Regions from separate parts of the Homo sapiens genome. Here region 1 is linked to region 2. A link is a loop called in an ENCODE intact Hi-C map of the cell type or tissue named here. Cell type or tissue: endothelial cell of umbilical vein. All regions are shown on one strand. Region 1 overlaps RGS12 (regulator of G protein signaling 12). Region 2 overlaps RGS12 (regulator of G protein signaling 12).

Evidence for each region. Hi-C counts contacts between places; a loop is a spot of excess contacts. Peaks named below come from ENCODE experiments on the same cell type or tissue, not always from the same donor. Only the 100,000 strongest peaks of a DNase experiment are listed, where the experiment ranks them.
Region 1: it touches region 2 in a loop (6-fold over the local background); 5 of 110 quality-filtered maps call a loop at or near these places.

Annotation. Positions count from the first base shown.
Region 1 is chr4:3,367,667-3,372,666 of GRCh38, forward strand. The region is part of intron 3 of RGS12 (regulator of G protein signaling 12); the gene reads left to right. Among named protein-coding and RNA genes, the nearest start is that of HGFAC, 72 kb to the right of the region's middle. In endothelial cell of umbilical vein, no CTCF peak of the experiment used is centred here; a DNase peak (open chromatin) is centred at 2,345; H3K27ac peaks cover 2,440 bases.
Region 2 is chr4:3,302,919-3,307,918 of GRCh38, forward strand. All of the region lies in intron 1 of RGS12 (regulator of G protein signaling 12), which reads left to right. Among named protein-coding and RNA genes, the nearest start is that of RGS12, 12 kb to the left of the region's middle. RefSeq lists an enhancer at 1,540-2,189. In endothelial cell of umbilical vein, no CTCF peak of the experiment used is centred here; DNase peaks (open chromatin) are centred at 2,133 and 2,933; H3K27ac peaks cover 3,066 bases.

The DNA.
Region 1 (5,000 bases), 65 kb after region 2:
CGGTCACAGGAGTTCTCCCAGGCGTGTTCTGGCCCTGCCCCATCCCTTTCCTCACCCATCTGCAGAGGGGAGTTACTGGCTAGGCAGGGGAGGTCAGCAGCTGCAGAAAAGGACAGGCTCCCACAAAAGAGGAGATGGGGGGAGCCTAGAGAGAGACAGGAGAACCCGGAGGCCCTGTTGTTGGAGGCCCTGTTGTTAGTGACCGGACAGCAACAGGCGGACCCCTAGCAGCCTGGGCTGCTTTGTGGGCTTTGCGAATAAACCACGTAGACAATGTGAAATTGTGTTTCTTCCTTTCCGTCCTCGATGGAACACAATGGGATGAAGATGTTTCTGTCTGAAAGAACTGAGGTGAAATCAGTTTAGCACTTAGGTGATAACCCCTCAGCAGAAGGCCCCACGCATGCCCAGGCTGCCTTCGGTTCTCAGGCGCTGGTGGCTGTTCCCAGGGTCTGGGGGCCCTGGGGGGCCAGGATGCTGTTGTCCTCTGCTCCCGCCTGGAGACCACTGTCTCCTCCAAAGCTCTGTAAACTGTCAGTAGTGCAGGCCCCTCAGAAGCCAATGAGGTTAACGGGCAGGTCAGCGTCAGGGGCTCACCCAGCCACCCCAGAACCCCTTGCTGTTGTTCCAGAACCTTCAGATTGCTTTCTCTGAAAGTGTGCCTGTGTGTGTGCCTGTGTGTGTGTGCACCTGTGTGTGTGCGTGCCTGTGTGTGGGTGCCTGTGTGTGTGGGGTGCCTGTGTGTGTGTGAGTGCCTGTGTGTGTGTGGGTGCCTGTGTGTGTGTGGGGTGCCTTTGTGTGTGGGGGTGCCTGTGTGTGAGGTGCCTGTGTGTGTGTGGGTGCCTGTGTGTGTGTGGGGTACGTGTGTGTGTGGGGTACGTGTGTGGGGTGCATGTGTGTGTGTGTGGGGTGCCTGTGTGTGTGCCTGTGTGTGTGTGGGTACCTGTGTGTGGGGGGGTACATGTGTGTGTGTGGTACGTGTGTGGGGTGCATGTGTGTGTAGGGGGGGTGCCTGTGTGTGTGGGGGTGCCTGTGTGTGTTGGGGGTGCCTGTGTGTGTTGGGGGGTGCCTGTGTGTGTTGGGGGGTGCCTGTGTGTGTGTGGTGGGGTGGATGCTGACGGGAAGGCAGGGGACGAGGATGCTGGTTTTGTCTGAGAGATGTGGCTTAGCCCAGGAATGGTGATGTGGTCTGGTCTATACGTGCTCCGCCTTCTGTCATACTGCCTGCCATGCCTGTCGTACCTAATGTAGACCCTCTGGCCCAGAGCCCAGGGGAAGTGGGTGGGGCCATGGTAGGTAGAGGCGGGGCCCTGTCGAGGAACAGGGCTTCTGAGGCCACTCCAGACCTATGGGGCTGACCGGGGGTCCCGGTAGCTTGGGCGGGAGCCCCTTCCTGGGCTGGTGACAGAAGTGGAGGTGGCACCCCTTTCAGCGAGGAGCAGCTGTGCAGAGGGAGGTGTGGCTGCCTTGGGGTGATTCCTCTGCTTGCTGGGGGTGTGGCTGGGCGCCTGCCCCCCGCCCCTGCAGACTCCCCCACACTTTTGTTACGTGCACAGCTCCTGAGAAAAGCCTTCTAAGGAAGCTTGAGCTGCTGCGCATTCTGCAAGCAGCCATTGTGCATTTCTGAAACGAAGTGTGTGTCCAGTGCTGTGGGTTCTGCTCACTGAACACTCTCGTGCGGGGAATGCTCATGTTCCTCCACAGAAAGGCAGAAGCAGAGCTGGCACAGTTCCTTCCCAGCTGGCAGCCCAACCCCAGACCCCAGAGCCATGGACCTAGCCTGGTGGCCCTGTGGGCATTGAGTTTGCAGTTCCTGGCAAGAAGCTTCCCCAGGTCTAATGGCGAAGCTTCCCTCAACCTAACGTTTCAGGGTTAGGACTCCTAGAGCCCATTAGGACGAGACTCTAGGTGGCCCATGCTGCATGATTTTGACAGCAGGGAAGCACTTTGGGATGAGCAGTTTACCCCTAAATCTCTAGAAAATTAACAGATGATTTTGCAGTGATCCCTAGGCTTTACAAATAGTTTTCTTTTTCTTTCCTCCTTCCTTTTTAGAGCCAGGATCCATCATGGTTCACTCGCTTTCTGGTTGTTTCATATATTTGGAGGGTGGGCAGAGCAGATCACGGAATACAGATAGCACTGAGAGGGCTTTAGGCGTGTGCCAGATCCCGCTGGCTGCCACCCAGTAAGCTGGTGCATGTGGAGGCTTAGAATAGATTCATTGGCAGCTGTAATTAAGGTTGTGAACTGCACCACGATGCTAAAAAAAACAAATTCTCTGCAGCTGTTTTACTGACTGAGAAATTACCCCTGTCGGCCGAAGTTTTATTCTTCTGATTTGGTAGAGGAAATAGTTTAAAAATGATCTCACAGCGTGATTTATGTAAACGGCGCTTCTTTCTTTGGATGAGACAATTGAGATAGAGTCTGAAACCCTGGCAAGCCACAGCTTCCTGCAGTGTCCTGTTGCCATGGGTTACGAAGGGAGCGAGAGGGAACTTCATCGGAAATGCCTTTAAACTTTTCTCACACGCACAAGCTGCGGTGTTGAATGGTGTGTCTTAGACCCGGGTGCCTAGTGTGGCTCGGTGCCTTACAATGAATTTGGGGAAAGAGTTGTCAAACGAAACCCATGTTTCTAATGACCAGCAGGTAAGTAGTTCCGGCTTTTTCTTTTCATTTAATCAGTGGTAGGAAAGCGTGGCACCCTGGCTATCCTGTTTTAGCGAGTGGCAGCTGTGGGACCTGCAAATGCTTGTAAGGATAAGCTTTGGAAATGGTTTTCATGTGTCTGCACCACAGCTCAAAGCGAGTGCTGCGGGGGCTCAGCCCAGGCTCTGGGACCGCAGCACGTCCCGGGCCCGACACACCCGGCCGCCGGCCTCAACCCCTCGGGAGCCCAAGCTGCCAGGTTTTAAGTCAGAACTTACGGAAAGCGTCAGATGTTTTTCCTTTACCGTGGTAATTCTCATAGATTTGAAAGATGTGAGTGAATTGATTTTGTTGAAATATTAATTTTAGGCTAGATAAATACATTAAAATCTTAGGCTCTTTAAATGATGGTAGCTTAACATTTCTAAATATGATGAGTTGATTTGGCTATTGTGCATATAGATAGCTACTATAGATCATATTGGTGATTACTATATAAGCTTATGAAGTTGAAGTTACTCTAAAATGGCTTTTTAAAAGATTTGAGATGAAATAAAAATAATTTCTATTTTCCTCTTAAGGCTGTGTTGGTGCAAAGATAAAAATAAATTTAAATTATGTACAGAAGTCTTAGTAATTACTGGGCACTGATTTCGAATTCATTCTTTTCTGGGAATTGTATAATCTTAATGTTTTTCTAATATCTAATTAAAGTCTTCTGTAGAGAAGCGAAGGACAAACTACTAGTTTAGAGATGAGGGGCATGGAGGGGTTGGGAACAGGAAAATGAGCCGCGTCCTTCCTTTTAAGTGGGAAATAGACATGGGTCTGCTGGGCAGGGCCAGCATGAGCCTGATGAAATCAACCGGCTTTCTGTGCACGTGGAAAGCTGCTTGGAAGGTGAAGCTGCGTGAGGCTCGGGGAGCAGCTCTGGTCTTCTTTGGGGCGTGCCTGCCGCGGGCCGCCTCTGGCTGTCTTGGGGCAGGGGGAATGTGTTCCTGTAACCTCTGTTTCATATCCTGCGTCGGAAAGTGAATTTTGGAGCTGTCGTGGGTTTAATGGGCCAGTTAATCAGTTAGCCATTTGTACTTATTTGTAGGCAGCACTTTCATCTCAGTGTATATCCAGGCAAGGTGTAGAAAATTTTGTTTTTTTATTCCGAGTAAAGTCATTAAAAACCTGCCTTTGTAAGTATCTGTTTACATGATTTGGACTTCCTTTTGAAGCTCTTGCAAATGCTTACACTGGCAGATAAGTTGTTCACGGGAGTGTATTGGAATCTGGCTGATGTGGTCGTCAGGCATCAGAAGTGAGCGGCTCCCCCTCTCGCAGTCAGAGGCACAGCGGGTGGGTGGGCGTCTCTGCTGCAGCTCTGCCTGGCTGGGTCCTGGCCAGCAGACGAGGGGCTGGAAAGCCTCTGGGGTCGGCAGAATTGCTTCTCCTTCTAAGCTTCAGGTAGTTGTTCTAAAAAATGGGAGGGTCAGGGAATGCTGGGGTGCCGCCGTCCGTGTCCGCAGCAGCGCTCTTTTGGAGTTCCGTGTGTCTCCAGCTCCCCTCATCTTGAGGGGGAGGATGCCCCCGCCTTTCTAGGAGCTGTTGCCCGACTCCATTCAAAGAGCACGCGGGGGAGCTGCCGGGATTTCCACTTGGAGAGAATGGAGGCTCTGGCTGGCCAGATCAGTCGATGCCTGGTTCCCTGGCTTTGGCAGGCCGGGAAGATGCCCGTGCCTGTCACCTAATCGGGGCACCTCATCCTGTTTCATAAACCATGTGGCGTCAGGTGTTGCAGGCTCTGACACTAGTTAGATGCTGAGAGGAGGCACGGAGACCCCAGCCCCAAAGAAATAGGAATTGCCTGGAGGAAGAGAGCCCTTGTGGTCTGTCTGCGCACCCCTCCCAGGGTGCCCTGCTGTGGGGTGGCCGCTCTGGGCTGGGGGGCTGCTGCAGCCCTGGGCAGCCCAGCTTGAGCCTCCCTGGCAGGCAGCGGCCGTTCAGCCAGCCTGTGGCTGTCACAGGGTCCTGGGTGGGACTTTCCGGGGCAGTTCCACCTCTCCTGTGAGTTGTGGGAACAAGTCCCCACTGCAAGTGAGTGCCCAGGTGAAGGCCCTGCTGGCGCACGGCTGGACAAGCATGACAGTTGTCGCGGAGCCGCCCGAGCTGTTGGCTTCCCCGATGTTCCCCCTGTGCTCGAGCTAGGGGTTTGACTTTAGTCCTCAGCTGTCAGAGGCCGCCTCGGGTGCATCCACGCTGGCCCCCCCAGGTGTGCCCTGTGTGGCCGGCATGGAGGTGGCGGCGGCCATCAGGGTGTGGTTTTGTGACGTCTCAGGGTGTCCTTTCTTTCCTTC
Region 2 (5,000 bases):
GGGCTGTCTTAACTGTCTGTGACCCCGGGGCAGCTGGCCCTGGGAGTTCAGGACCGTCACTGGTTGCCTGTTCGTAGTTGCCCACCTGGAGCTGCTGCAGAAGCCACGAGACAGTTCTTGAATGAATAAACGAATGAATGAGTGAGCAGGAAAATCATGGGGCCACGAGGAAGTGGGTCTGACCGAGGGGGATGTTGAGGTTTGGGGAGGGACCCAGTGAGAGAGCCTCAAGAGGCTGGACCCAGTGGGACAGGTGCTTGGGCAGGGATTAGGAAGTGGGGAAGGACAAAGCGCTGGCAGCTGTGGGCAGGAGGAGGGTGAGGGCAGGGTGGGCCGGCAAGTGGGGTACAGCGGGGAGTCCAGCAGGAGGTGTGGCCACCATGCAAGGTGAGCCTCGGTACGGCGACCTAGGCAGGGAGGATGTGGGAGGGCCTCCGACTGGATGGGGACACAGGTGACAGCCACAGGGCACCTGCTGGCTCCCCCAGTCTCACCTCTGTGGCCCTTGCTGGAGGACACTGGAACCAGCAGTGCTGTATTTCAGCATCTGTGCAGATACTCTGTCCCTGGAGGCTCTTTTGCTTCATGGACTCTGGGTCCTTGGAGGATCCTGCAGAGTTTCCCCTCCTTGGGAGAAGCCCCCTCCTCTTCCTCAGCAACTTGAGCTTGCCCTGGTAGTGGGGGGAACAAGAGGAAGGAGGAACTAAGCCAGCTTGTCTCCCTGGGTGCCTGGCTTCCCCCCGCCCCACAGACCTGCCCCTGATGTGTTCTCTAGAAGTAAAACGGAGCTACAGAAGCTAAAGCCAGTGTTCACACTTTATGTGATTAGTATTAGTGTGATGTTAGCACAACTATTTCTTCAACTTTATATGACTTTCTGAATGCTACTTCCTTTTACTGTTGCTGGACTGTAATAGTATATACCTTTTTCTCAAGTGTTCAAAGAAACGAAGCATTCTGAAAGTTGCCAGTCTTTAATTTCTTCTTTACCTCTTATTTCTTTCCCCTAATCATTCATGTTTGCCATACTTCTGAATTCTAAAAGCTGCATTAGTTTTTGAGTGAATTCTCTTGTAAGCACTGAGTCGCTGTGCTGCTGCCTAGCAATGTGTGGGATCTTTCTGAGACTGACAATGGAAGAGGAAGAAAGCGCATTTGCTCCATGAGGCCGGAATTGAGGCATTTAATGTGTGTGTCCCTGATGCTCAGCCTCTTGGTTTCTTTGGATTTGAAATGTTAAAACCTCAAGAAGTGACATTTATTAAAAACCCACGAAAAACTATGCATGATGACAAAATGCTGACCTGGGACATTTTATGTATTGTACTTTTCAGTTCAGCCTAATGTATTATTCAAAAACTATGCATATTTATTCAAAAACTACTCATAATGTTGGTGGCTGCTGACCTGCTGCCTAAACGTAGGTTATTAGTATTCAGATTCAGGAGACTAAAGCTACCCAGGAACTGAGACACTCTTGAGAACCAGGTAGTTTTTGTTAGTGGAAACGTGAGCTTTGAGGGAGGCCGCTTTCTCCCGGGAGTGTGCTGGTGGAGAGGGAGGCAGCTGGGGCTGCACTGTAGAGCCCGGACTGCAGTCAGCCAGCCTGGCTTTGAATCCTAACTGCCTCCAGTCGTGGTGCTGGAGCCTCGGTTTCCTCATTTGTAAAACGGGATAATTAGACTTCGCTTGTGAGATTATGATCAGTTCGGCTTCTTTTTAGCCGCTTTTCCCCATTCTGTAGAGTTTGTCTCTGGTGTATCTGGTGTGATTTCCTTAATCACCTCCTCACAGAGTAGATTTCAGGGACCATTTTTGAAACTACCTGCTTTACATTGCCACCTAGATATAAGTACAGCACCATTTTGTGCTTATAGCAGGAATGGCAGCAAGTCAAACGACCCTGGAGCTATTTTGCATCACGTGGCACGTTGGTTCGCTGCCGCTGTGCAGCACACTGCGTCTGTAGCTGCAAGGCTTCTGGGATCAGGAGTCCTGCCTGGTGAGGCTCACGCAGGGCTGTGATCAAGGCGTTGGCCAGGGCTGTGCGATGAGGATTCGTTTCCATGCACACTCATGAGGCTGCTGGCAGCCTCAGAAGATCCATTTCCAGGGTCGCTAATATCGCTGTTAGAAGACCTCACATCCCTGCTGGCTGTTGGCCAGAGACATCCATTCCTTGTCACGTGGGCGGCTTCCTTGGGCAGCTCACAGCCAGGCAGTGACTTCCCTGAGAGGGAGTGAGGGAGAGCATGAGCGAGACGAAAGCCATGGTCTTTTGAAAACCTCATCTTGGAAGTGACATCCTATCTCTTTTGCACATTCTGTTTGTTAGAAGCGAGTCGCTAGGTCCAGCCTACACCCCAGTGGAGGGACTGCAGGGGCAGGATGACCAGGAGGTGGTGTCATGGGGGCCATCTCAGAGACCACCTGTCACTGTGCACCTGCTGGTCCCAGAGATTCATGTCCCTCCCATGTACAAAATACACTCCCCGCAAGGTCCTTCCATGACAGCATCTGCTCAGAGTCCCGCGTCATCCTCTAAACTGGCTCTAGGTGGGCTGAGATGCAGCTCCTGGGGTGCACGGTACCCCGGTCTATTGACCTGAACTAGAGAGACACGCCGTCAGCTCATCCAACCACAGCCACGGTGCCATCATGGCAAGCACCACAGGCCAGACCTTCCTGTTCAAAATGAGGGAAAATGGAGGCAGGAAGGAGCCTCAGATGTGCCTCACTTCCGAGACCCAGCCTGGCAGATGGTGGCAGTTCAGAGGCAGGAAGGAGCCTCAGGTGGGCCTCACTTCCGAGACCCAGCCTGGCAGATGGTGGCAGTTCCTTGTTCAAGTGTCATGATTTGGGACTGATAACTGTCCCTCTGCCCTTGGAGGCTTTGATTCCTCTCTCTGACTCATGCTTTCCTTTGTTTGAAACACAGCAGCTGCTTGCAGTTGAGTTGTTTTCTCAGCCTGCTTCCTGCTGATAGGATTTCCGGGTCCAGCACCCACTTTTTATTTTGTACTGCCTCTGACCCTTGTAGTTCAAGCTGGCAGTGATAGTTCTAACTTTATGGGCCTCCTGGGAGTCTCACTGGTGTCCATTCCATCAGGCACGAGCCATACCTGGCATCCCTCTGAGATGAGCCCTGCTCTGCCTTGGGGTCCTGAAGGGTGAGGACTAATGCCCATAAGCTTCTCAGGGCCTGGCTATTCCATGAGAGGCTGTGAGGCCCACCCTTCGTCTCTTTACAGAGGCTCCAGCCATCTTGTTGGTGCTCAGCACACAGCACCATTGTCTTGATGTCACATGCACAGCAGGCTTGCCTTGGACAGAAGCGGAAGGAGGAGCTGGCTGGCTGGAGCATTGGGGGCCGCCTGGCAGTGGGCTGCTCAGAGGAGAGTCAGTGGCAGGAGGTGCGATGACGATGACATGAGTTTAGAGGAGGGTGTGGAGACGAGGAGACGGATGCAGGTATCACTCCACCATGGGGAGTGTGAGTGTGGGGGCAAAGGCTGATTTGGGAAGTCCCGCTCGATAAGCGGCACAGCCTTTCCACCCCTGTTTCATCTAAATTTCTTTAGCATAACTGGAGTTGAATATTTGGGCTCCTGTCCTGCCTTGCTTGTAGACATGTGGCACCCTCTGCTCCTCAGTCAGGCACTGGCCTTGATGACATTTCCTTCCTTAAACACAAATAGCTGTTGGTCTGCTCCGGCACCGAAGCCTCAGGATCACTGCACAGGGCCTGGGGAGGCAGTAACTGGTGCAGGGGACCGAGCAGGGAGCAGAGAGTGGTCCCGGGTGTCTGAGCCCACCCTCTGTGGCACTCTGCTTCTGTTTGGGTAGGGAATGTCCTGGGGGACGCTGGTGGGTGGGAACAACACAGCTCTTGCCTTGTGAACCCGGCAAGTAGCAACAGCCCTCACTGGAGGAGCTGGGTTGGGCTGGGTAGAGGGGTGATGGGGTGATGGGGTTTGGGGTCAGGGAGTGACGGTGGATTCCAGGTGCTTTTTTGGAGGCTTCTTCCTAGCTCCTCATTTTAGGCAACTAAGCAATGTGCCAGGGTGGGTTTTCGTCAGTTTCCGATGTTTGGTTTCCTTCTCATCACATCACTCTCTTTTCTGAGTTGGTGCTGACCAAGTTTGTTGTTGATGGATGTGGGGTTTGGAGTGAGCCCATCGTTCACACCTCTTAACTGCCTCCCCCCACAAGCTTAGGAGCTTTATGGGATGTGTTGCCGCTGGCTGCTTTTCTGGTCCTAGGATACGGCCTTTGCCGACGTGTTGCCGCCGGCTGCTTTTCCGGTCCTGGGATACGGCCTTTGCCGACGCACCTTGCTCTTAGGCAGACTGTCTTGGACATGAGCCCGCGCACCGCTGGGGACAGGCCACGCTGCGGCAGCGTGTGCACACGGCATGAGGTCCGTCTCCACCAAGCCAGCCTGGGGTGGGATGCTGTGGGTCTGAAGAGAGGAGGCCAGGTAGATTTTCGTAAAACTAGGAGTTATTTATTTTATTCATGATTATGATGGCCTTTATGTAAAACTTCATCAACCCTCTTACTTTTACTTTTTTAGTACAAAAAAGTTCTTTTTAGAAAATGTAGAAAACATGCACAGAAATAATTGCATTCAGACACTTGAGAAAGTCAAGAATGTTTCAGTCAAATAGGTTCTTGGCACCCTTCCCTCCTCCCCTCACTCGGCAGGCGTGGATCGCGCACCTGCCCTGGGCCGTGGGTGTGCCAGCCTCGAGGCCTCGTGGCCCCTGCTCGTGCCTAGAACTGTGCCTGGCATGGAGAGAGCGCTCCCCACTGTGAAGTGTGTGGACAGATGGCAGCCTGTTTCCTTGTGTTAGCAGAACTCCTTTAAGTGCCCTGGTGTTTGGGCGGGAGACGCGAAATTCTACACTCAGAAGGTCCTGCCTGACAAACAGTCCTTTTAAAAAGGGTCCTTCCTTCTTTCTTCCCAAAGTTCCAAAAAGTCTCTTAGAAAGAGCAGG